Regions from separate parts of the Homo sapiens genome. Here regions 2 and 3 are each linked to region 1. The links are chromatin loops, found by intact Hi-C in ENCODE. Cell type or tissue: PC-3. All regions are shown on one strand. Each heading gives the region's core, and the rest is flanking DNA. Links, peaks and the distances in the headings are about the cores only.

Evidence for each region. A loop is a pair of places that touch in the nucleus more often than their neighbours do. Peaks named below come from ENCODE experiments on the same cell type or tissue, not always from the same donor. Only the 100,000 strongest peaks of a DNase experiment are listed, where the experiment ranks them.
Region 2: it touches region 1 in a loop (6-fold over the local background); 3 of 110 quality-filtered maps call a loop at or near these places.
Region 3: it touches region 1 in a loop (4-fold over the local background); 2 of 110 quality-filtered maps call a loop at or near these places.

The regions. Positions count from the first base shown.
Region 1 is chr2:157,051,516-157,059,560 of GRCh38, reverse strand. It overlaps LOC105373710 (a long non-coding RNA gene), which reads left to right and starts at 3,304. Exons shown (of 3, transcript XR_923510.3): 1 at 3,304-3,373. LOC105373709 (a long non-coding RNA gene) reads right to left here. Exons shown (of 4, transcript XR_001739755.2): 4 at 3,500-8,045. In PC-3, for the core only: a CTCF peak has its summit at 3,735 (motif pointing right); a DNase peak (open chromatin) is centred at 3,160; H3K27ac peaks cover 508 bases.
Region 2 is chr2:156,931,489-156,939,533 of GRCh38, reverse strand. No RefSeq gene overlaps it. Among named protein-coding and RNA genes, the nearest start is that of LINC01958, 270 kb to the right of the region's middle. In PC-3, for the core only: no CTCF peak of the experiment used is centred there; DNase peaks (open chromatin) are centred at 3,723 and 5,623; H3K4me3 peaks cover 476 bases; H3K27ac peaks cover 2,263 bases.
Region 3 is chr2:156,778,649-156,786,693 of GRCh38, reverse strand. No RefSeq gene overlaps it. Among named protein-coding and RNA genes, the nearest start is that of LINC01958, 120 kb to the right of the region's middle. In PC-3, for the core only: no CTCF peak of the experiment used is centred there; no DNase peak of the experiment used is centred there; H3K27ac peaks cover 647 bases.

The sequences.
Region 1 (8,045 bases), core at 1,192-6,191:
ATGCGCTCATTATGAAGCATACAGAGAATAAATCAGCCTTTTTCTTGGTGCTGATAGCTGAGTGGAAGTGGAAAGCTTGTGAAAAATCAGTTGTAACTAATTTATGGATTTAACTGTCAATTTATTGTTTTTTTATGATTATTTCTGTAGCATTATCTTTAGATAATAATAAAATGAAATGTGTGACTTTTTGAATTTTAGGTGACAATAAAATTAAGTTTATTAATATCACTTGTTAACATTTAGATTCAGAGATTCTCATGATTCAAGACACTCCCTCAATATCACACCTTTTGTAGGAGAAAGGGGAAATGAAACTGGATACAAAGCTGGTTCAAAATGATCAAAATTAACTATATGGCCTTAGTGAAATCTCTGATATTAATTCTACGGTTGTGGTTTTAAAATAATTTTTCTTCCTTTTTCTATTTTTTCCCCAGAATGCTCTCTCCTCAGTATACCAAAAACAAACAAACAAGCATTATTTGGAGTCCCATTTTTTAAAAAAGCAATATGAGTCGAGCTTTAGTAAGAGGGCTAAAAGGAGGCCCCTACCGATTTGGCCATACAAAAGGCCTGAATTCCTGGGGTTTCACCCAACACAGCCGTCAAATCACAATTCCAGAACACAGCAAGGTCAGGGAGTGTTGCAGAAAACTTCAGCAGTTCTTTCCAGAAACACATATTCAGGTCTTCTTCCTCCAGAGCTCCTGATTCTTTGAGTTTGGTGTGGCATTCAGGCATATGGATTTGCAATAGCTCCCAGGAGACTCTGGACCATCCCGTCTCTGGCTTCCTAGGACTGCTGGTCCTAAAAGGTTTCTTTAAGTACAGTCCTTGGGCCACCTGCGTCAGAATCACCTGAAAATTCAGAACCCTCTAGGCCCTCATCTAGACCTTCTGAATCAGAATCTCTGGGGAAATTCTGATGCATACTTGAGTTTGAGATTCAATGATTAAGAAGAATGTGGACAAATGCCTTTTCACGTCTTAGCACTAGGCTAAGCAATGAATCTTTTACAAAGAGAATCTGGTTAAACACAACATCAAAACTCCCAGGCACATTCATAGCACTTGCCATTGCTCTTCCATAACTCAGAAAGCACAAATGTCAGTCAAAATAAGCCTACTGGTCTTTGAAGAATGGGCCACTCTACAATTTCAGCCTTTGTCTCTGAGAATCGCTGGGAATGATTCTGATGGAGAAACCACAGCACTGTGATGGCGTATTGCCAGGACTTATGCAGAATCAAAATGCTGGGTACAATGGATACAAGAGGGGTCAATGGACTTTGTTTATTTTTCTCATTTTAGTCCCAGTTTCTACTTTAAAGCTGGAGGCTAATGGGAAGAATAATTCAGAAATTAATGGCCACCAAAAGGAGGAAGAGTGTAAAGAAATATTAAGGACAAGTTAAAAAGCTCCAAGATGGTTTATGTTTTTATGACTGTGAAAGTCATTATTTCTCAGACAAATTTCATTTATACTGACATCTCAATCACATCATTGTATTAACATCCACAGGTAAAGTTATCATCACTATCTTGTGATATAGCTTTATTTGGCAAATTTGGAAATAGAATGCTATATGACAATTTTATTGAACAACAGTGATAGCAGCAGTAGCCCCTTGGCAGAACCACCTTGTAGCTAAATGCATAGAATAGACTCTGTATCCAGACGGCCTGCAATTCAACTGTTGCTCTAGTACTTATTAGCTGTGTGACCCTGGGAAAGTTTCTTAACTTGTGTCTCAGATTTATCTGGTAACATGATGATGATGATGCTAAGGATACACTATCTACCTCATAGGGTTGTTAGGAAGAGTAAATTGGTTAATATTTATAACGAGTTTTGAATAGTGCACTAGATGCTGGGAAAATGTTAAATAAATAAATAATTATTTAAATATCATTTATATGATATATATAATATCAGTTAAATAATTAAAATCATATGAAAACCAGCCTTTTTTATGCACTAGACATGACCAAATGCTTTGCAAGCATCTCTTCATGTAAGTCTCCTCTCCACTTTTTGTAAACCAAAGCACAGACAGCTTATGAAACTTACCCATATTCCTACAGCTGGATGAACTCAGGAAAGCCAGTCAAAATCCAAATGATGTGGCATACAAATCTTTCATTTTTATAATGATTAAAATAGTTAAAATGCACAGTTTTGCTGGCAGAGTTCTGACCTGAATCTTCTGACGATTTAGGTATAATTAAGGTGAGCGAGCAGAAGGATGGAGAGAAGGAACAGAATACTGGGAAAAGAATGACTGAAGCAATTCTAGCACCTCCAATCTTGACTTTTTCCTATTTCCTATTAGATATATAGTCATTTTAGTGTTAATATTTTCCAGTGCATTTTAGTTTGTTTAAATATTATCATTATTTTTTATATTTATCTTTGTATATACACGTTAGAGTACGTTCAAGTGCTTGAGATTAGAGTTATAATTCCTTTTGGTTGTGTGTTTGTTACTTTTTCATGCAACAGTTTGGAAGACCCTGTATGACATCCTCACTGTCATTTACCTTTGGGGGAACAGTATTTGGTAGATCCCCTGCCTCCTCTGATTAGAGCCAATGGAGACCAGTCTTCCCAGAGGACAGCTCAACTGCATGTCATGTTGGAGGCTGAGGCAGGCAGATCACTTGAGGTCAGGAGTTCAAAACTAGCCTGGCCAACATGATGAAACCCCGTCTCTACTAAAAACACAAAAAATTAGCAGGGCATGATGGTATGTGCCTGTAATCCCAGCTACTTGGGAGGCTGAGGCAGGAGAATTGCTTGAACCTGGGAGGCGGAAGTTGCAGTGAGCTGAGATCACGCCACTGCACTCCAGCCTGGGTGACAGAGCAAGACTCCATCTCAAAAAAAAAAAAAAAAAAAAAAAAAAAAAAGAATTCAGTCCCACTCCAATATCTCACAAACTAGCTGTGTTCTCTTGAACAACCTTCAGGGAGAGGGCAGCCTTGGCTTCATTCAGAATCAAATGACATTATTTCCTCTTACCCAATATTAGTCATATGCTCATCCCCTTTTTTTATAGTAGATGAACAGCTCTGTTTGGATCTCCCTGAACTTCAAAAAGACCTTTGTATGCAGAGCTGTTGCAGAGAGGCAAATGATTATGGGATCATTTATTTATATTATTATGGCACAATAGAAGTCACTTTGGTCCTTGAATGTGTTCCAGTGACTCAAGATATTTTTTCCGATGTTTTCTGACCTCTGCTCCTTTTCAAATTCTCCCATCTCTGATAAATTAGCTTCAAAACCACAGAAAAACCACAGCTGTGTTTGTTCATCAGGGGCATGAAGAATGAAAGTAACTGTTTTCATGAGGAATCTTCAAAGGAGGTAAAATTAGTTTCCTGTTGTCTACATATAACCAGATACTAAGGGATTTCGGAAATGTAACTTGTTATTTCTTGTTTGGAAAATATTTTTGCATGATAAAAAATAGGAACGTTATAGAGACATCACCAAGGTCAGCTGAATTGTTTATTTTGTTATTACATTGCAGCATTACAAATGAGATGACACACAAATCACAATGAATGCATAATAAATAGAAAGTAATAATAGATTAAATGTATTTAATCACTTTATGAGACAAATATGATTATCAGAATGTAAAATATTAAAAGTCTAAGCCAACAAAAATATGTGGAGATAACAAAAGAAGACATTGATTTATGGAAGTTATGCAAAGTGTTTCAGACCTCCAGAGGGTGCTATTGCATTTACACAGAAATATATTTAATTATGTACACATTCTCCTGAAATTTAAAAAATGAGAATTTTGAGCATCTCTAATTTGTTTCCACATAAAACAAGGAAAGAATCAATAATCATAACAACAATTTGCCTTCTAAAATATTAACTGAGGTTTATCTCATTTAAAAGAACATTTTTTAACCTGAAGATTAGTTACTTAATGAAAGAATGGAAAATATATCAAGTCATTTCAGATACTATGTACAGTAACCTTTGTTTGAACAAAATGAGGTTTGTATTAGCCACAGATATTAAATTGATGGTATATTCAAAAATATGTTTAGAGATTTAAAGTTCTTTGAATCTTTTTGAGCACCAGGAAATAAATCACAACATGCAATCAATCTTTGAGGAAAAGCCGCACATTTTGAAAATGAAGATAAAGTCTTTAACTAAGCAAAGTTATTTTTGACTATCGTAATCTAGCATTTCTTACATATACTTACGGTAGGAGTGGTATTACCTACTGAGGAAAATGAATCAGAGGCAATGGCAAGTAAATAGTAAGTTAGTTCTTTGCATTATTTGAAAGCTACATGACAATGGTGGATGTGTGTATCTTTTTTTATTTTATTATTATTATACTTTAAGTTTTAGGGTACATGTGCACAATGTGCAGGTTAGTTACATATGTATACATGTGCCATGCTGGTGTGCTGCACCCATTAACTCGTCATTTAGCATTAGGTGTATCTCCTAATGCTATCCCTCCCCACTCCCCCCACCCCGCAACAGTACCCAGAGTGTGATGTTCCCCTTCCTGTGTCCATGTGTTCTCATTGTTCAATTCCCACCTATGAGTGAGAACATGCAGTGTTTGGTTTTTTGTCCTTGCGATGTGTGTATCTTAAAAGATTTTAAATTCATGTGACATGGCTGTAAATTTGTACACTGAGCTCTAATCTGTACATATCGGTTTCAAATAATATGTCTTTATAAAAAAGCAATGATTAAAATTGACTCAAATAATCCTTTTTGAAATTCACTGACATATTTGTTTTGTTTTGAATTTTGACAGCTATTATGAATTCTTATCATATTTATAGGATTGTTTGAATCATAAGATCATTGATTGCTATTGGAATTTCATACAATGCCCCAGGAATGTGATTAAGAAAATATTTGGATTGCTTCACATCTTTAAGCCTCTGATTTGCATTTTCCCTGATTTGAAATCATCCTGGTGTTGTTTTACCAAAAAGTGTATGTTGTTATTCAAAATAAAAAAGGAACTAATGCAAATATTCAACTCTTGGCAACATTAGTGAATGACATCATAAAATGCAGGCAATAGACAAGAAAGTAATTGAATCCAAAAAGTGTCCCTAAATTTATAACATTTCTGTCATTAAGAGTAAACAATCTATTTGGGAAACGCAGAATAATTGATGAGCCATAATTACATTGAAATGATTAATAGTGAATCCAGGTAGGAAGTTAAGAAACATGTTCATTAAAATGTGAGGATGTTACTAGAAAACTTGTAGAATTGCGTGTAAATAACAGTGTGATAGCATATGCTATTTCTATAACATCTTTCTCTCAGGAGCACAAGCTAACATAGATCCATTCTCTTCACATTTCTGGAAGACAGGAGGGTATTAATATCCCCTGTAGCTACAAGAGAACAAAATAACCAGGACAGGAGCAAAACAAAGCATAGGGAGGCAGATGGGTGGCAGTTTCCCATGTTTGTGGGTGACTGTGGACACAGATGGACCTGTCAAATGTTTTCCTTGAGCTGATCTGGATGACATCAGTAAGGGAGGAGTTTTAATCAAAAAGGCTCACAAGTAGAAAAGGAAGGCAAATGTAGCTTTCTTTAAGACCTTCACAAAATATTCTCCTAGGGACCTGTAAGTCTTTCAATACATGGGATCTAGAGAACAGGGTGGCTGCAGAAAACATTTAAACATTTAATACCCTAGAGGATAACTAGAAAAAGATCTCTTGGCACAAGATAGATGCATGCTAGTGACAAAGCATTCATATGAGCTTTTGGCCCTTTCCAAGGTATATATACCCTTTCTGTTGAGCCATAATAGTCCCTAATTGGGGATGCCATATTCTTCATACAGTCTAAAAACTGTCAGCACTGTATAGTACCAGGAAATTTAAGACTGAAAATAATAGCTAAAAATAAAAATAACAAATAGAACATTTGTTAGATTTGTGGCCTGGAAAAAAAAATATCTCCTTAGGCCTTATTTTTCACAGTTCCCAAATAGAGACATATGAGGTTAAATATTTGAATATAGTCTAAATGAGATAATATATTTTAAAGTGTTTTGGAAATATAAAGTCTTGACTATGTTAGCCTACTATAGTTTGTAGTTTTATCTCAGGTAAGATCCCAGGTGTATTTTACAGTGCTAGATTCTTCTTCTTTTCCTAGGAAAAGATAAATTAGGACTAAAGAAACAGAATGATTTATTTCAATATTTACCCTAGATTAATATGAAAGATGGAGGTGAGTCTAATCTAAGATCTCTTCATTTAGGTTCAGTGTGAATGATGAGGTAGAGTGGCTCCCTCTTCTCTCCAGCTCTTCAGTAACATCTTACATGGGCTACTAAAAGAATGCCTGGCAGAGACACCCCATTTCTCAAATGACTCACTGGATACACACTCTGCCGGAAGCTCTGTATGCATACCACAGTGCAATTGATAATGTTTCAGACCAGTAACTCAGTACAGACTTCAAAAGTAGTGCATGTGATGTTATTTTGTGTTATTTTATGGATCCGTTGGGAATGTGATCAAAACAGATATGTCACGAAAAAAATAGTTCATTTTTTACAACATTGATTTTGTAACCAGTGAGTGATTTTCATCTGAGAAGAGAATCATCTGAAGAAATAAGGCCTAGACTGACACCATGAGGTTGGACTTTGGACCATATGTGTTTAGTCTGTTTGCTGTGTTGGAGGAAATATGGGAAATCGCCATGACCCTCTCTAGGTATAGGAGAAGGGAATGCATGCTGGCATAATACCAAGCCAAAAGGTGAAACACAGACAATAGTTGTGAAATGATAAAGGAGGGTGATAGGATAGAAAGGTGACTATGAACCTGAACGTCAAAGTTCTTGCCAGATTTTGTGCACTGTGAATTGGGACAAGGACTCAGATTCTGTGATCCCAGTTTCACGTCTGCTAACTTGAGGCTGGATTTCGACCAAACATCTCAAAATTTCCTTATAGCTCTTAAATGCTCAGATTCTCTAACCCAGGTGTGTGTGTATGTGTGTATGTGTACATATGTGTATGTGTATGTGTGTGTTCTAAACTGTCTTGAATTATAATTAAATGGAAAGCAAGTTTACAAGCAATTTACACAGAAAATCAAATGATTCATTTACATGGGGTAATAAAGTAGGTTGGCAAAGGAATTTTTCAAAACACTAAGTATTTGAAATTCTGTTCTAAGGGTGAACAGATGCACACTTACTACCACAATACCTTTTGCATCTTTTATTTAAGTAAAAAGGATCCTTGAAATTTTAGTGATTCTCGTGTGCACATTTTGTAAGGAAGTTTTTTTTAATGCAAGATTCTAAACTTCTCTATTCACCCATACTTAACTGGTGTCCTCCCAACTGTATATGTGGCGGGTTTGGCCAAAGAGTTTTATATATAACTAACTCCCTCTGCACAAATTTAAATATCTAAGGCATTGTGCTATTGAGCTAGTAATATAATAGCTTGGCTTTGTATTTTATTGCAACAAATTCTTCCATTTCAGCATGCTACTTCTATTGAGAGAAATATATACTAAACAATGATTTAAAATGTACATAAAAGTTCCTAGATGAAAATATCTATGTCTTTTTCTGTTATATTCAGTGTCTATAAATCTGAACCTGCATTTATACATAGATTTATGCAATTGGATAACAATCTCACAATCATATCTTAAATCCTATCCATTTGTGAGGATTAGCCTGTTCAACTAATTCAGCGTGCTAGGATTGTAGTAATTTCGCTAGTCCTTTTCTCAAGACTGCATCCACAGGGAAATCTCACAGCATCTCCTCTTCAGCTTGTAAACATTAGCAGTCAGACCACATCATTCAGATTCATTCTCTGTTTTGTACTCGCAGGTACAAACTTCCCTACAACTATGGAAGTACCTCTATTAAAAGTAGAAAGGGTTAGAGACACTTTTTATGTTTATTTCTGTTGACTTTTTAAAGCAATTCGTAGTTCTAATATAGTGAATGTAATAGATACATGTCTGTCTGTCTAACAAC
Region 2 (8,045 bases), core at 1,182-6,181, 120 kb after region 1:
AAATGTTTGAAAAAGGTGTTTCAAAAATGAGAGTGTGATTAACTGGGTTAAATGCCACTGATAAATGAAGTAAGAAGTAAGAATTCATCATTAGATTAACCATGAATGGGCAATTGGTGTAGACAAGACTCGCTTAGCATGGTTTAAGCAAACAGTACAAGAGAAGAACTGGAAACAGTGAGTTTGCACACTGATTTGAGGAATTTTTAATAATAAGGGGAAAAGAAATAATAAGTGAAGACATAATTGGGGTTGGAAGAAGATTTTTTAAAATGAGAGAAATAAAAGCATGTTTCTGATAGCTGTCTTCCACTGGATAGGAGGAAATAGGAGAAGAGAAAGAGAAAAATTGCTGGAATTGCTGGGCAGTATCCTTCAGGAGTAGAGAAGTTCTGAGATAGAACTGAGGAATTGGCCTTAGATTGGAACATGAACAGCCTCCACAGTAAGGGAGAAGGGCAGAGTATATGGATATAGATGCTATAGGTGGGTAACTGAGGTGCTGGAAGCTAGAGAAATTATCTTCTGATGGTTTAAATTTCTTTGGTCAAATAATAACCAGGTCATTGGCTGATAATAAAAATAGGTAAAAAATATATCAGAGATTTGAGGAAAGAAAAGGAAGTGTAAAAATAATTATTTGGGAAAGTCAGTAGAAAAGTGTAGCATGGTTGCCAGGAAATATTAATGGGCAAATAATTCAATTTAATCAAGGTTAGAGTTTTTGCCATGTGACCATGCTAAAGAGAGAGTTAATGCTGTATTTTATTATTTCCACCTATTATTTTAGTAAAACCTGTCAATCAGACCTGCCTGGCCTGCATGGGACTGTGAAATGAGTAAAAATTTTTATTTTGTTAAGTCATTGAGATTTGGTGGGAGCTGTTTGTTGTATCAGCTAGCATTAATTAACCTAATATACACTTGTTAAAATCTTGCCGATTCTTTATTCAGTTTAAGCAATGATATGAAAAATAAAATCAATGTAATATAGAAATTTCTACTTTATTTGCCTTTCAAATTTCCTTATGTGTCTTATCTTTCAACCTATATTTTAACTTTGGGGTCTTAAAATTCATTGCAGTTTCATAACCTCTACTTTTGCATTTTTTCTCTGTAAACAATTGCTGAATCAATGAATAAATAGGAATAGTTAAGTACCTGTACAAGATTTATTAATTTTATTCTAGTAGTTAATTCTTTATTCTTTTGTTTTCAGAAGGAAGTAGCAGATAAGAAGAATAAGAGTTTGTTTTCATAGTGAAATGTATGCATGCAGTGAGAGCCTCTGATGGGCAAGTGTCATACACAATGAAATACAAAAATCCTCACTCAGATTTGGACGCTGAATTTTTTCTTGGCAGTCCATAGTGCCATATTTCTTCAGTGATGGTGTCTCTAGGCAGTGCATACTTTTGTTGGAGACCTTTGGGTTATGACATTTACCTTTGCCCAAATATACCCTTGAGAACACAGGGTAAAGTTTTCAAAAGAAATCCTATTTTCCCATCTTCGGAAAACATACACATTGTGTGGCAAGTACGTTGACAATGAAGATGCAATTAATTGCACTAACCCTCATGGGTTTTTTTTTGTATAAACAAATAGCTATTTTGGAGGGTGATTAAAATATAATTATATTTCTTAGGTGTGTTCTTATGTATGTGAAGATGGACAAATCAAGATCTCAAAATATGTAGTTATTAGAATGTGTATACCCTCTTTTCACCTGCTGTAATTTTCCTTAAAGAATAGTGCAGATGAAAGCACAAGCTATCATAGAATGCAAAGAATACCGAAAGGTTGTTTAGCTCATCTTTTTAATTCTAAAACACATTAAACCTAAACTTCATCCCCAAGAGTGCACTAAGATTGAGGAAAATTACACATGGCAAAGCACATGTCTCAGTCCACTTCCAAGTCATGCAGTTGATGATTTTCACCAATTTCTATTTCTCTTTTCCCTCCCTCTCTCCCTTCCTTCCTTCTTTCCTTCCTTCCTTCTTTCCTTCCTTCCTCCTTCCTCCCTCCCTCCCTTCCTTTCTTCCTCCCTTCCTTCTTTCATTCCTTTTTTCCTCCATCCCTCCCTCCCTCTTTCCTTCCTCTCTCCCTTCTTATCTCCATTTCTCTGTCTCTCTGTCTTCCTTTTTCAATAAACACTGGCACAATATCATCACTGTCTCCCAGATTTAGATCTTAAACTTTGTCTTTATAATTAAAAATGGAAGCACAACAAACAAGTTTATGGCAAAATTGACCCAGTAATTTTTCAACTCTACCTTTAAAAGTAATGATTTTTAAACAATCAGATGGATTCATTCTGTCAGGGGTGTTAGTAGAGAAAAACAACCACTCAATATAGAAATCCTAGAGATGAACAGAATATTGAAGATGGAAAGACACATATTGAAGGATCCTACTCAAATGTCATTTTAGCCACTTCACTGCAAAGCTCAGAAATGTAAAGTGGATTCCAGATGCTTATTGTTTCAAGTACTTTATCCCAATGTTTTTTTTTTTTTTTTTTTTTTTTTTTTTTTGAGACAAGGTTTCACTCTTGTTGCCCAGGCTAGAATATAATGGTGTGATCTCAGCTCACCACAACATCTGCCTCCCGGGTTCAAGGGATTCTCCTGCCTCAGCCTCCCAAGTAGCTGGGATTACAGGCGCCTACCACCATGCCCAGCAAATTTTTTATTTTTAGTAGAGACAGGGTTTCACCATGTTGGCCAGGCTGGTCTCGAACTCCTGACCTCAAGTGATCCGCCCACCTCGGCCTCCCAAAGTGCTGGGATTACAGGCATGAGCCACCATGCCTGGCCTATCCCAATCTTTAGATTTTCACATATTTGTCTTAATCTTCCACAAGCTCCAGCTCATGTGTGACATGGTCAAGTAAACCCTCCTATGGGCCCCAATTCACACTCACTCTGTGCAGACTGGTCTTTTTCACTGAACAATGGCCTATCACTACTTGCCAATCTCGTTTCACCTCTCCCCACAGAATCTTTTCAGGCAAGCTTCACAGCACATGCTCTCATCCTTAAACCTTGAAGCCTTGAGAATTATACTGCATATACAACTTACTGTACACACTGGTCCATGCATGTAGAGTATTTTACCAAATTAGTCTCACTATGTATATTACATATTTTTAAGAGTTTCATTTTACATTTTATTCTGTAATATCATGTTATACTTTTCTCTTTCCTTTGTGAATTTCTTCTGTGCATAGTATTTTCTTTATTATTAAACTATTAAATGACTGAGAAAATATCTAACCCTAGCTCTTTTCTTCAGGCAAAATTGAACAAATCCAGCCTAAGTACTTTAAAAATTTACATTTAAAAGATCTAAAAATAATTCCAATATTATCATTATTAAACTACTTCAATATTTAACAACTTTCATTTCCTATAGTTTATTTACTAACATTTATATCTATATGTGCAAATATATGTATGTGTATATATCTGAAACCAGTTCATTTAAATAGCCAAATGTGTGTTTCATTATACCTTATATTCATGAAATATTTTTTATTACCTTCCTTTACAATAAAATAGTTGCCAGACTCCATGAATGATGTACAGTATCTGAATCGGTAGCACTTAGCAATTAGGTACTTAGCAATGCTAATGTCAGATGCCAGACAAACTGGATGTCAAACAAAGACTCGCTTGACTTCACATTTGGTATGCTCTGCAAAGCTGGCTATGGTTTCATATTTCAGAACACAATAGGAAAGTAATGTTTAAAACCTGGCAGAGTGACTTTGGGTATGATACATAGAAAAGAGGAATTCACGCACCTGGCATTTGAGTCAGAAGTTTGGAAGACAGAATATTTCTTAGCAACTAACCTTGTAAAATCGGTACTCACTTAGCTTTTACGTTTTCTCTCTTGTTGAAATGTGCAAATGTGTATATTAAAAGCCTGGCATCATAAAAAAAAGTTCGTAATAAAAAAGTTTGATTTTCACCAATTTAGTTGTTTGTGAATCACATTCAGCAATTTACCATATACTTTGATTAAGGCTTAAGTATCTCTGATACTGTATTTCTCATTTCAAGCATTTCACCTGTCTTTTTTTATAGTTTCCAGCTCCTTCAAAATTTGTTTATCTTTCCATGCATGTGCCCCCTTTTCTACTAAATTTCTTAACATATTAACATAGACAGTTTCCAACAACTGGACCATCTGTGGGTCTGGTTTTACTTTCTTAACATAAGGTATTTTTCTTGTGCTCTCTCTCTCTCTCTCTCTGTCTCTCTCTCCGTGTGTGTGTGTCTGATAATTTTTAATTCAATGTCAGATATTGTATATTTTTAAAAGTTGAGACCAAGGTAAATAATATTTATGAATGGAAACAAGCATGGCTCTTCCGTCAAGCCATGCATTTACACTTAGTGTATCTCTAGATACCACCTAGGAGAAAAGTTGGAGTTGAAGAAAATTGGTGAACTGAGCAGGTATTGTAAATTTGATGTGCTCAACCATACTGCGCATGTTTGTTCTAAGGAGCTGGTTTCTCACACCCTCTGAAAACCCCACCTCTGGTTATTGAGCACTACAACTGTTTAAACAATTTCTTAAACTGTTTAAAACAGTTTCTGGAATGTGCATATTTTAGAGAATGAATTACTTTATGAATCCAACACCATCTACTTTTTGTCTTTAGAAATTTGCTGTAATTTTTAGTTCACCAAAGACAACTTTCTTGTTATTCCTCCATGGATGTTTATTTATTTCTTTAGTGTTTCTAGTAATTTGTCAGAAGAAGGGAGTCTTGTATATTGAGAGGTTTTTTTTCATCAACTAATTCTCCAATAATCTGACACTAACTGGGTATCCTAGAATTCAATTCAATTTTGACACTAACTACCAGGAGTTAATGTCAGAATCCAATTTCAAGTGCTCAGCCCCACAAAACTGCCTTCACTTCAGACACCAGTTACAAGTATGGGTCCCCAGGTTACCCATGTTACTGGAATGGGGTCCCGATCCAGACCCCAAGAGAGGGTTCTTGGATCTCATGCAAGAAAGAATTTGAGATGAGTCCATAGAGTAAAGTGAAAGCAAGTTTATTAAGAAAGTAAAGGAAGAATGGCTCCTCCATAGGTATAGCCCCACCAAGGGCTGCTGGTTACCCATTTTTATGGTTATTTCTGAATTATTTTTTAAACAAGAGGTGGATTATTCATGTCTCCCCGTTTTAGACCATATAGGGTAACTTCCTGACATTGCCATGGCATTTGTAAGCTGTCATGGCGCTGGTGGGAGCATAGCAGTGAGGACGACCAGAGGTCACTTTTATCACCATCTTGGTTTTGGTGTGTTTGGGTTCGTTTCTTTACTGCAGCCAGTTTTATCAGCAAGGTCCTTATGACCTGTATCTTGTGCCAACCTCCTATCTCATCTTGTGACTAAGAATGCCTTAGCTTACTGGGAATGCTGCTCAGCAGGTCTTAGCCTTATTTTACCTAGTCCCTATTCAAGATTTGCTCTAGTTCAAACGCCTCTGACACCCACACTACCATTTGACTTGGCTACAAAGACCAGGGTTTGCACAACGTCCCTCCCCTACCACCCAAGGTTCAATAATTTGCTAGGATGATTCACAAAACTCAAGAAAATGCTGTGCCTACTATTACAGTTTATTATAAAGAATGAAAATGAACAACCAAATAAAGAAGTATGTAGGGTGAGGTCTAGAAGGATCCTAAGAGCAGGAGCCTCTGTGTCTATGGAGTTGGGGTGTGTCACCCTCCAGGCATGTGGATGTGTTAGCCAATACAGAAGCTCCTGAATCTCCTGCTCAAGAAATTTAATAGAGCTCAATCTCCAGCCCAGAGGTCACTGGGTAGAGCTTAAAGTTCCAAGCTTCTAATCAAGGCTTGGTCTTTCTGGAGACCAGTTCCATCCTAAAGTTATACAGGCACCTGTCAATGGCTATCTCATTAGAACAAATGACACTCCTATTACCTTATTACTCAGGAAATTCCAAAGGCTTTAGGCTATCTATGTCAGGAACTAGGGACAAAGACCAAATATTTTTCTTATACCATGTATACGTTCTCTCCACCATTGTGGATTTGATTATTTTGCAAATCTTGCTTTGAAGGTAATATTTTATGATACAATGGCAATATTAGGGAAAAGAGAGTGGTTTGTGAATAATCTAAAACTCTTGCAATAAATATATTTTCGTTCCAAAAAACCAGTATTAAGACATATATATATATATATATATATACACTCTAGAATGTGTATATATATATATATATACACTCTAGAATGTGTGTATATATATATACACTCTAGAATATATATATATATACTCTAGAATATATATATATACACTCTAGAATATATATATATATATACACTCTAGAATATATATATATATATATATATATATATATATAAAACTTTTCTCTTACCAAACCGAGTTTAAATCACAGACTACAAAAAATTCTGGTCTTAATATATGTCAGTGAATATGGACTAAATATTAGTGAAGCTTGAGCCATGAGTAGAATATTGTAGATCTGCTGCATAATGTAATTCATGTTAGGCCTCTGACCTTCATTGACAGGTTTTCAGAACATAAACTGGGAATTTTCATACGAGAAACCCATGAACATTTTAAAAACCACAGTAAAATATAATACTTTGACTTCATAAAATTATAAGTAAAAATTATTACAGCTAATCTTGTTTAATATTTTTACTAATTAAAAAATATAATGTATATAATGTATAATGTATGTGTGTAATAAATCATTCTGTTTTAGTTATCAAAAATGTGAAAATCTTAATAAAAGTTAAAAAGCTTACCATCAAAATTATGCTTATTATATACCCAAATCTGTGCAAATATTGTGAAATCAAAACTGTTCTTTAACAATTTTTACAATTAGACATGAAGTTTTGACCGTGGTAAAACCAAATTAGGAAAACTACCTTCCAAGTGTTTTTTTTTGTTTTTTTTTTTAATGTCTAGTGATTTAACACTGATAGCAAGGTGAAATTTTTTGATTTATCTTATTTGTACAAATATGTCTAAAAACTTGAAGCTGAAAAATCATGTCATTTTCTCCTGCTAGATGAGCATTACTTCCAGAATACAATAAAAATCAGAAGGCCCTTCTACTTTGTACTTTACTGTGTCTTTTCAAATACAGGTATTTTACATAAGAATACCACAAAAAGGATTGAGCATCATTTGTGAACCAATGTGGCACATGTGGAAATCAAAGCCATAAACACTGAAATGTATTACGTTGGTGCAAAAATAATTGTGGTTTTTGCCATTACTTTCAATGGCAAAAATCGCAATTACTTTTGCACCAACCTAATACATGCGTCATAAAACTAAAGGGAGCTTATCTATAAGAATCTTTCCATTTAATCCACCTCCCTGACCCTTGCAAATACCTCTAGAAATTTTAACAATTTGTAAACTTTTTTCTGAGATTCTTGTCTATTTCCAACATAGATTTGGGTTTACTTTTCATATTTCAAAATTCTGTCTTTCTGAAAACAGAAACAGCATATGTTTAAGCTAGTCTTGTGCTGTATTTGGCTAGCTATGTGATTCTAATATGAGAAGAAAAATAATAATACATCTTACATTAGTATAATTAAGTATGATTAAGTATTAGTAAAATCAAGATTAGTATGGTTAAACTTAAGAGTTCAATCAAAAGTAGTCCCCTTACAATTCAGCACAGAGCAGTCAGGGCAGTTGCTTTTTTCCCCCATTTTTTATTTGAGATATGCATTTCTCTGATGCTCAATGATATTGAAACAAACCTCTTGAAAGTTAAGCAAAGTCAAAAACTAAAAACTTCCACTCTTCAAATTACACCAAGCTATGCTTACAACAGATTGCCACCCGCATTCTATTGTTCAATTGCAGAAACTCTTCCTGTAAAATAACATTCAATAAATATTTGCAGAGGATCTCTGCTTGACTCTCAAAGGAATAAAAAGACATGGAAGAACTGGTTTCTGTCTCAAAACCACTTTAAATCTACTGG
Region 3 (8,045 bases), core at 1,684-6,683, 270 kb after region 1:
ATTTCTCTACCTCAAATTTACCAATTGACCTTTCCAGATTCATTTTGTACCCATACTCACACATTCTTATCATCCTTTTGTCAATTCTTACTCCCTAAACTAAATTAAGATCTTTCCACCTTTATACCTTTGCTCATGCAATTCCCTCTTCCTGGAAATTCCCCTTCCCTTCTCCCTTCTTATTCCATCAGGCTCACCTCCCCCAGGAAGGCTTTCCCAATGCTTTCAGACAAAAATCAGTCATTTCCTAATATGCGTCCTACATGTGTCTTTGTACCCTATCTTTGCCAGTAATCAGATTATGCCTTCTCTTATTTTGGCTCATAGATCACACACTTCTTGATATTTGGAACTATATCTGATGCCCAATAGTATTTAACACAGTACATTGAATAGAATATGTGCTTAATAAATACATGTGAAGTTAACTTGCAGTCCATCCATTAAGACATGATGATTCATGGATCAATTCCAACTAGGAGTACTGTATCGCCTCTTATCTGGGTCCTAGCATCTCACCAGTGAGTCAGAGCATCAGCTACTAGTTAAATACAAACTCCCCAAATCCACTGAGAACAAATATGATTTAAGTATTGCCAAATATCTCACAATAACAAATATACTACATAAAAGTGCTTTGTTTAATGGGTAAAACCTCAAAGAAATTTGTAGTCTATGTGATTAGACAAAAAAATATATTCTGTCTTGTCTGCGGATATCCCATTTATAATTCTTTTGGCCTATACCACTTCCCTTAAAAGTTGAACTGAAATCCTGCATAGTTAAGGTTTGGCATCATAGTATGAAAGATTTACCAACGAAATTGAGTTGTTTCTGTAAAGTATAGCAGCAATACAGGAAGCACTTTGAATACAATTCAAGATACATTTATTGTGCAGATACACTGGTGCTAACACTGTGGAGGATCAAAAAAGTTGGGATACATGATGTTTGCCACAAAGGATCCTATGATCATGTGGACAAGTACTATTCAAGGCCAGAACACATGAGAGACTCCCTTCTGAAAAATATTCCGAGAGATATCATTTAGATGGAGGTTGACATGGAAAATCTTGCAGGGAGTAAATTTAGTTTTTCCTATTTGATGAAGGATTATTTCTTAATGTAATATTCAAACATTTCTTGAAAGCTCACTATATATATGATGTACAAGGTAGTATTCTTGGTGCTGTGACCAAAGCTTAACAAGATAGAGTCATTGTCCATAAGGAACTTAACATGTCTCTAAATACTTTTAAATTTTATTTCATAAAAATTAATTTAACAATTACATATCTGTTGTGGTAGATGGCATAGTGAATATGACTCACAGAGTGCCATGTGTGAACTTGAGGTTTGATCTAATAGGGGCTCAATGTCTAATAGGGACTCAATGTCCAATATGTAAATTATGCATCATATGCTGTTCATAATAACAGAATCCAAAATATCCAAAATTTTATACATTTTACATAAAGGCAACTTAACACAATACCACCTCCCTTCCTGTTTATTTAATGTGAGACTTATACTTGAGTCCCCTAAACTATTTTTACCATCAATAATGTAACATGCATCTTAAAAATGTTTTTTCTGTATCAAGAAATGTATTTATTTTATTTTCTGGCAACTATTATCAACAGTTAATGAAATAAAAAACTATCATAATACCATACATCATTACCATGTTTGGCTTATGTAAAGATCAATGGTAGTCGATTAAATTTCCTTCAAAATTTCCAATCCAGATGACTCATATGTATTTGAAGCACATGGTAAATATTTCACTATAAAATAAAGAGTAATATCAAATGTATTTCTTTAATTAAATTCCTTGCTGTATGTTTTATTCACATGTGTATACAATGCAATTTGTATAGAATGCTAAGTAAAAAGTAGCAGTTAATTTGGGGGGCTACTGCTGTAAAAGTATGTTATCTTTTATATATATCACAGCATTACTTATTATCAGCTTCACACACAGCACTTTGCCTTTGATTTACACAAACACCTGTAAATGTTTTATATATTTGTGAGGAAGTGAATGATATTAGACCATCACTCCACGGGGACTGCAAATCAGGGGGAAAAAAAAGGCTATTACATTTCAGAAGCTGTTAAATCAGTTGTGCCCCCTGGCTGATTTTGTCAGCTATATTTGCTGTGGGTAAAACCGTTGATGCCTGGAATACTGGAGCGGCCCTGAGAGTGTTGAAGAGTAAATAGCAGCAGAGTTGTAAACTACACCCCACATCTCACACTTACCGCATAAGCCCAGCTTACACTTTCCTCTGAATAAATCCAGAGCTTAAAAAAGAGCAAGAGAGAGAAATAAAGAAAAGGGGAGGGCAAAACAAGGCAAAACTCGGCCCATGCCTTCTGTCACTGCCTCTAGGTTTAGCCCCTCAGCAGCCTGCCAACAGGACACTGTTCTGCCAGTTGTAAATTTTAATTGGCCATCTGGGGAAAGCACAAACCACTGACTAGAGATTAATCAGCAAATTAACCCAGGCATAATACACATTTCCCAGTGGACCCAAAGCAGCTCTAGGCTGGAGCAGAGCAGCCTGGGATGCTGGAGAACTTGTGTATAATGCTGTTATTGCTTACTGCCATGCAGTAGAACATCTTCTTGGAGTCCTGAAATTCCCGTCTGTGTGACCTTGTTAGTGCCCCTGATTTGTACGGCAGTTGCAAAGAGCCTTTTTTTCTTCTTCTTCTTTTTTTTTTTTGTAAAGTACTAAACACAGATGGTGCAGGTACTGTGATTGCTGGGAAAAGTGTTGATGAATCAGTGAAAGTGACAACTTTTCTCTAGTGGGCTATTCACTTGGTTTGCTAAAGTACCTATAGAAAGAAACAATAGTGTACCTGGATTTTTACCAGCTCAATGAATCACCAGAGAATCACATTTATTTAGCCAATTTCTTGTACTACAGGAAATGCCTTTGCACAGTCTCGTACTGGAAAAGCAAATTTGTGTATAATAAAGTTAAATCCTTCTTCAAGTCTAACTTACAGGGAATAATTTAAGCCAAATGTACATTTATATAGAATACTATGGCTTCAACTTGTTCAATAACACAGTCTTCTAATCAGCCCAGGGGCATTCTGTAAGCTGAGATAGGGAAAGAGGATAAAGACTAAAGGAAGAACATTTTAAGGTGATAAATACCCAAAAGGTAAAGTGAAGGGCTGGTAAGAAATTGCGAGTGGTTTTGATACAGGATGGAGTGAAAACACTTTGTGAAAGAATAGGCTTTACACAGCTTTTGGAATAATAAAAATGGTAGGGCTTCATGCATTACTATAAGCAGGGGTCTTTAGGATATGGAATATTATGAGATTCAGAAGTGGGAGTATACAGCCTAAATAAAGTACACACTGAATAAATTTGCTTGAGGGAAACTAAGGATGAAGCGGCCAGGCCAAATCAGTGAAGAACAGAGATTTTCCATCTTGTGGACAGTTGTATTTCCAGAAGGTGGCATGGAGAACTCAGCATAGTAGCATATAGCAGGCACTCAACACTTTTTAATAAAAGAAGGCATAGCCAACTTTAATAAAATTAGAAGCTAATATTATATTAGACATGCCTACTACTTGTTGCCTTTCCTGTCCATAGTCCATGCTGAATGCATGGTAGACCACATGACAAGTGACCTGACACATCACATTTGAGGCACCAATTTATAGGCTGACAAGGGACCTATGATATTATCTGGTGCAAAAACATATTTTTTTATTTTTCCATGAGTTATTAGGGTACAGATATTTGGTTACATGAGTAAGTTCTTTAGTGGTGATTTGTGAGATCCTGGTGCACCCATCACCTAAGCAGTATACACTGCACCATATTTGTAGTCCTTTATCCCTCACCCCCCTCCTACTCTTCCTCCCAAGTCCCCAAAGTCCATTGTATCATTCTTATACCTTTGTGTCCTCATAGCTTAGCTTCCACATATCAGTGAGAACAGATGATGTTTGGTTTTCCATTCCTGAGTTACTTCACTTAAAATAATAGTCTCTAATCTCATCCAGGTCACTGCAAATGCTGTTAATTCATTCTTTTTATGGCTGAGTAGTATTCCATCATATATATATATATATAGATATATAGATATCACAGTTTCTTTATCCACTTGTTGATTGATGTGCATTTGGGTTGGTTCCATGATTTTGTAGTTGTGAATTGTGCTGCTATAAACATGCTTGTGCAAGTATCTTTTCTGAGTAATGACTTCTTTTCTTCTGGGTAGATACCCAGTAGTGGGATTGCTGGATCAAATGGTAGTTCTATTAGTTCTTCAAGGAATCTCCTTACTGATTTCTATAATGGCTGTACTAGTTTACATTCCCACCAGCAGTGTAGAAGTGTTCCTTGATCACTGCATCCACACCAACATCTGTTTTTTTATTTTTTGATTATGGCCATTCTTATAGGAGTAAGGTGGTATCACATTGGGTTTTTGCTTTGCATTTCCCTAATCATTAGTGATTTTAAGCGTTTTTTCGTATGTTTGTTGGACATGTATATATCTTCTTTTGAGAATTTTCTATTCATGTTCTTAGCCCACTTTTTGATGGGATTGTTTATTTTTTTCTTACTGATTTGTTTGAGTTTGTTGTAGATTCTGGACATTAGTCCTTTGTCAGATGTATACATTGTAAAGATTTTCTCCCACTCTGTGGGTTGTCTGTTTACCCGGCTGACTGTTCCTTTTGCTGTGCAGAAGCTCTTTCATTTAATTAGGTCCCAGGTATTTATCTTTGTTTTTATTGTGTTTGCTTTTGGGTTCTTGGTCATGAAATTCTTGCCTAAGCCAACGTCTAGAAGAGTTTTTCTGATGTTATCTTCTAGAATTTTTATAGTTTCAGGTCTTAGGTTTAAGTCCTTAATCCATCTTGAGTTGATTTTTGTGTAAGGTGAAAGATAAGGATCCAGTTTCATTCTCCTACATGTGGCTAGCCAATTATCCCAGCACCATTTGTTGAAAAGGGTGTCATTCCCCTACTTTATGTTTTCATTTGCTTTGTCCAAGATCGGTTGGTTGTAACTACTGGGTTTATTTCTGGTTCTCTATTCTGTTCCATCAGTTTATGTGTCTATTTTTATACCAGCACCATGCTGTTTTGGTGACTGTGGCCTTATAGTATAGTTTGAAATCCGTTAACATGATGCCTCCAGATTTGTTCTTTTTGCTTAGTCTTGCTTTGGCTATGTGGTTCCATATGAATTTTAGAATTGCTTTATCTAATTCTGTAAATAATGATGATGGTATTTTGATAGAGATTGCATTGAATTTGTAGATTGCTTCTGGCAGTATGGTTATTTTCCCAATATTGATTCTACCCATCCAAGATCATGGGATGTGTTTCCATTTGTTTGTGTCGTCTATGATTTCTTTTAGCAGTGTTTTGTAGTTTTCCTTGTAGAGGACTTCCAACTCCTAGGTTAGGTATATTCCTAAGTATTTTACTTTTTTTTGCAGCTATTGTAACAAGGGTTGAGTTCTTGATTTGATTCTCCATTTGGTTGGTGTTGGCGTACAGAAGAGCTACTGATTTGTGTACATTAATCTTGTATCTGGAAACTTTGCTGAATTCTTTTATCAATTTTAGGAGCTTTCTGGAGGAGTCTTTAGGGTTTTCAGAGTAAATGATCATATCATCAGCAAACAGTGACAGCTTGACTTCCTCTTTACCAATTTGGATGCCCTTTATTTCTTTTTCTTTTTCTTTCTTTTTTTTTTTTTTTCAAGACAGAGTTTTGCTCTTGTTACCCAGGCTGGTATGCAATGGCGCTATCTCGGCTCACTGCAACCTCTGCCTACTGGATTCAAGCAACTCTCCTGCCTTAGCCTCCTGAGTAGCTGGGATTATAGGCATGCGCCACCATGCCCAGCTAATTTTTGTATTTTTAGCAGGGATGGAGTTTCACTATGTTGGTCAGGCTGGTCTCGAACTCCCGACCTCAAGTGATCCGCTGACCTCGGCTTTCCAAATTTCTGACAGGCATGAGCCACCGCACCTGGCCTATTGGATGCCCTTTATTTCTCTCTCTTGTCTGATTTGTGCAAAAACTTTGATCAAAACTTAGATGAATTCAGTCAGGTATGATGTTTCATGCCTGCAATCCCAGCACTTTGGGAGGCCGAGGCCAGCAGATCACCTGAGGTCAGGAGCTCAAGACCAGCCTGGCCAACATAACAAAACCCCATCTCTACTAAAAATACAAAAATTAGCCGGGCGTGGTGGTGCGCATCTGTAATCCCAGCTACTCAGGAGGCTGAGGCAGGAGAATTGCTTGATCCCAGGTGGCAGAGTTTGCAGTGAGCCAAGACCATGCCACTGCACTCCAGCCTGGGTGACAGAGCTAGGCTCCATCTCAAAAAAAAACAAAAAACAAAAAACAAGCAAAAAAAAAAACTTAGATGAATTGATCCAAATGGATTCTATTCTTCTATTCTTGGGAAATTTGAAAAAGGAAGCTTGAGAAACTCAGTTCCTTAGCAGTGAAACTTGTGACATAAAAGCTATGATAAAGAAAAGGACAAAGTAGAAAATGCAGTGATTTGAGATTCTGGGCCAGCAGAGGAAGCCAGTGTGTTGAAAGAGAAGAATGGAGTTGATTTGCTGGAAGGAGCAGCAAAGAGGAAGGCTGGCATCCCTAGAGATAGGAAGTGGACTCTCTATCCCAGTTCTACCTTATCTGAAGCCTACCTCTATCTCTTTCCCTGGTCTCTGATTTTATGAGAGTTGAGCAAGCTTACATGACATTCTGATTGTTGCACCAAAAGAACTTTGACCAGAGCAACCATGTAATAGCACCATCATAAACTAATGGCTTCAAAAGACAAATAAAATTAGTAACCTTCCCCCTACTTCCTACTACTAAACAGTGCACAGGATTTAGGAACTCTAAAGAATGTGGTCATTTTCAGAAATAAAAGTAATGGTGGATTTTTTCATACGGCTATGCTCTGACCTACCACTAAATCACGCAGACCCATTTCACCTGCCTCTGGCAAAATAGACTCTCTTCTTTCACAACCAGGTATGGATTTTTTTTCTGTTTTATTACATTATTGCAAGCAATGCTGCCTGCCAAACCACATGCCCTTAAACTGAAATGGCTTCTAGGCAAACACTGGATTATCTGTGACAGTAAATCAGTCAATATGCTTGGCCTAGGTACCACAGCAGTTAAATAGACATCTTTGGCTTCAGGAGGGGAAACCTTCCTTCAGATACCCAATTCAGCTTCTAATAAGGCCTTTTGAAAAGCTTTTTATTTAAATAGTATTTTAAATCACTGAGAAGTTTATTGTGAGATTTGATATGAGATATAAAGGCCTGGAAAGATAATAGACAACAGTTCTGAATTAAACACTGAATGCATAACAAGTAAAAGCAAAATATTTAAAGTTATTTTAACATTTAAATTATTCCACAAGAAAAAATTTTTGAGAGTCATGAAATGTCTGGCCACTGCTCACCATATATGAATTGAATGCTCTAGCTGTGTGTACTGCAAGCAGGAAATAATGCCTAACACAACAGTGTATCGGAGAGTAGACTCAGTGTTTTCGGTGCGCACTGGTGGATGGATTTCTTTATCTCCTCTGGGAGGGATAAGATCCAAAGGTTAGAACAGGCTCAAATAAATTCAGTTCAGTATGTGTGGTCTCTTCTGAATTATTTCAAAGCCTTACTGTCTAGCTTCAACCCTGTTCCCCTACTTCATGTTATCTCAATTATATATCTTTGAAAAATTGGAGAAAATAGTATTCATTTATTTGTAAAGACATTAGAGATTCTGGACATTAGAGGATGACTGAAGCACAAAAGTACAGAAGAATGTAAAGATAATCATTTCTATAGATCACCTATTGTTATGTTTGTCTTGTCACACATAGCTTTCCATATCTTCACATGTACCACATATTTTCAAGAAATAAAGAAGATATATACGTTGATATTTTTGTTTATATATTCCACCCCAAATATCTTAAACATAACTTGCTATCTTATATTTATATTAT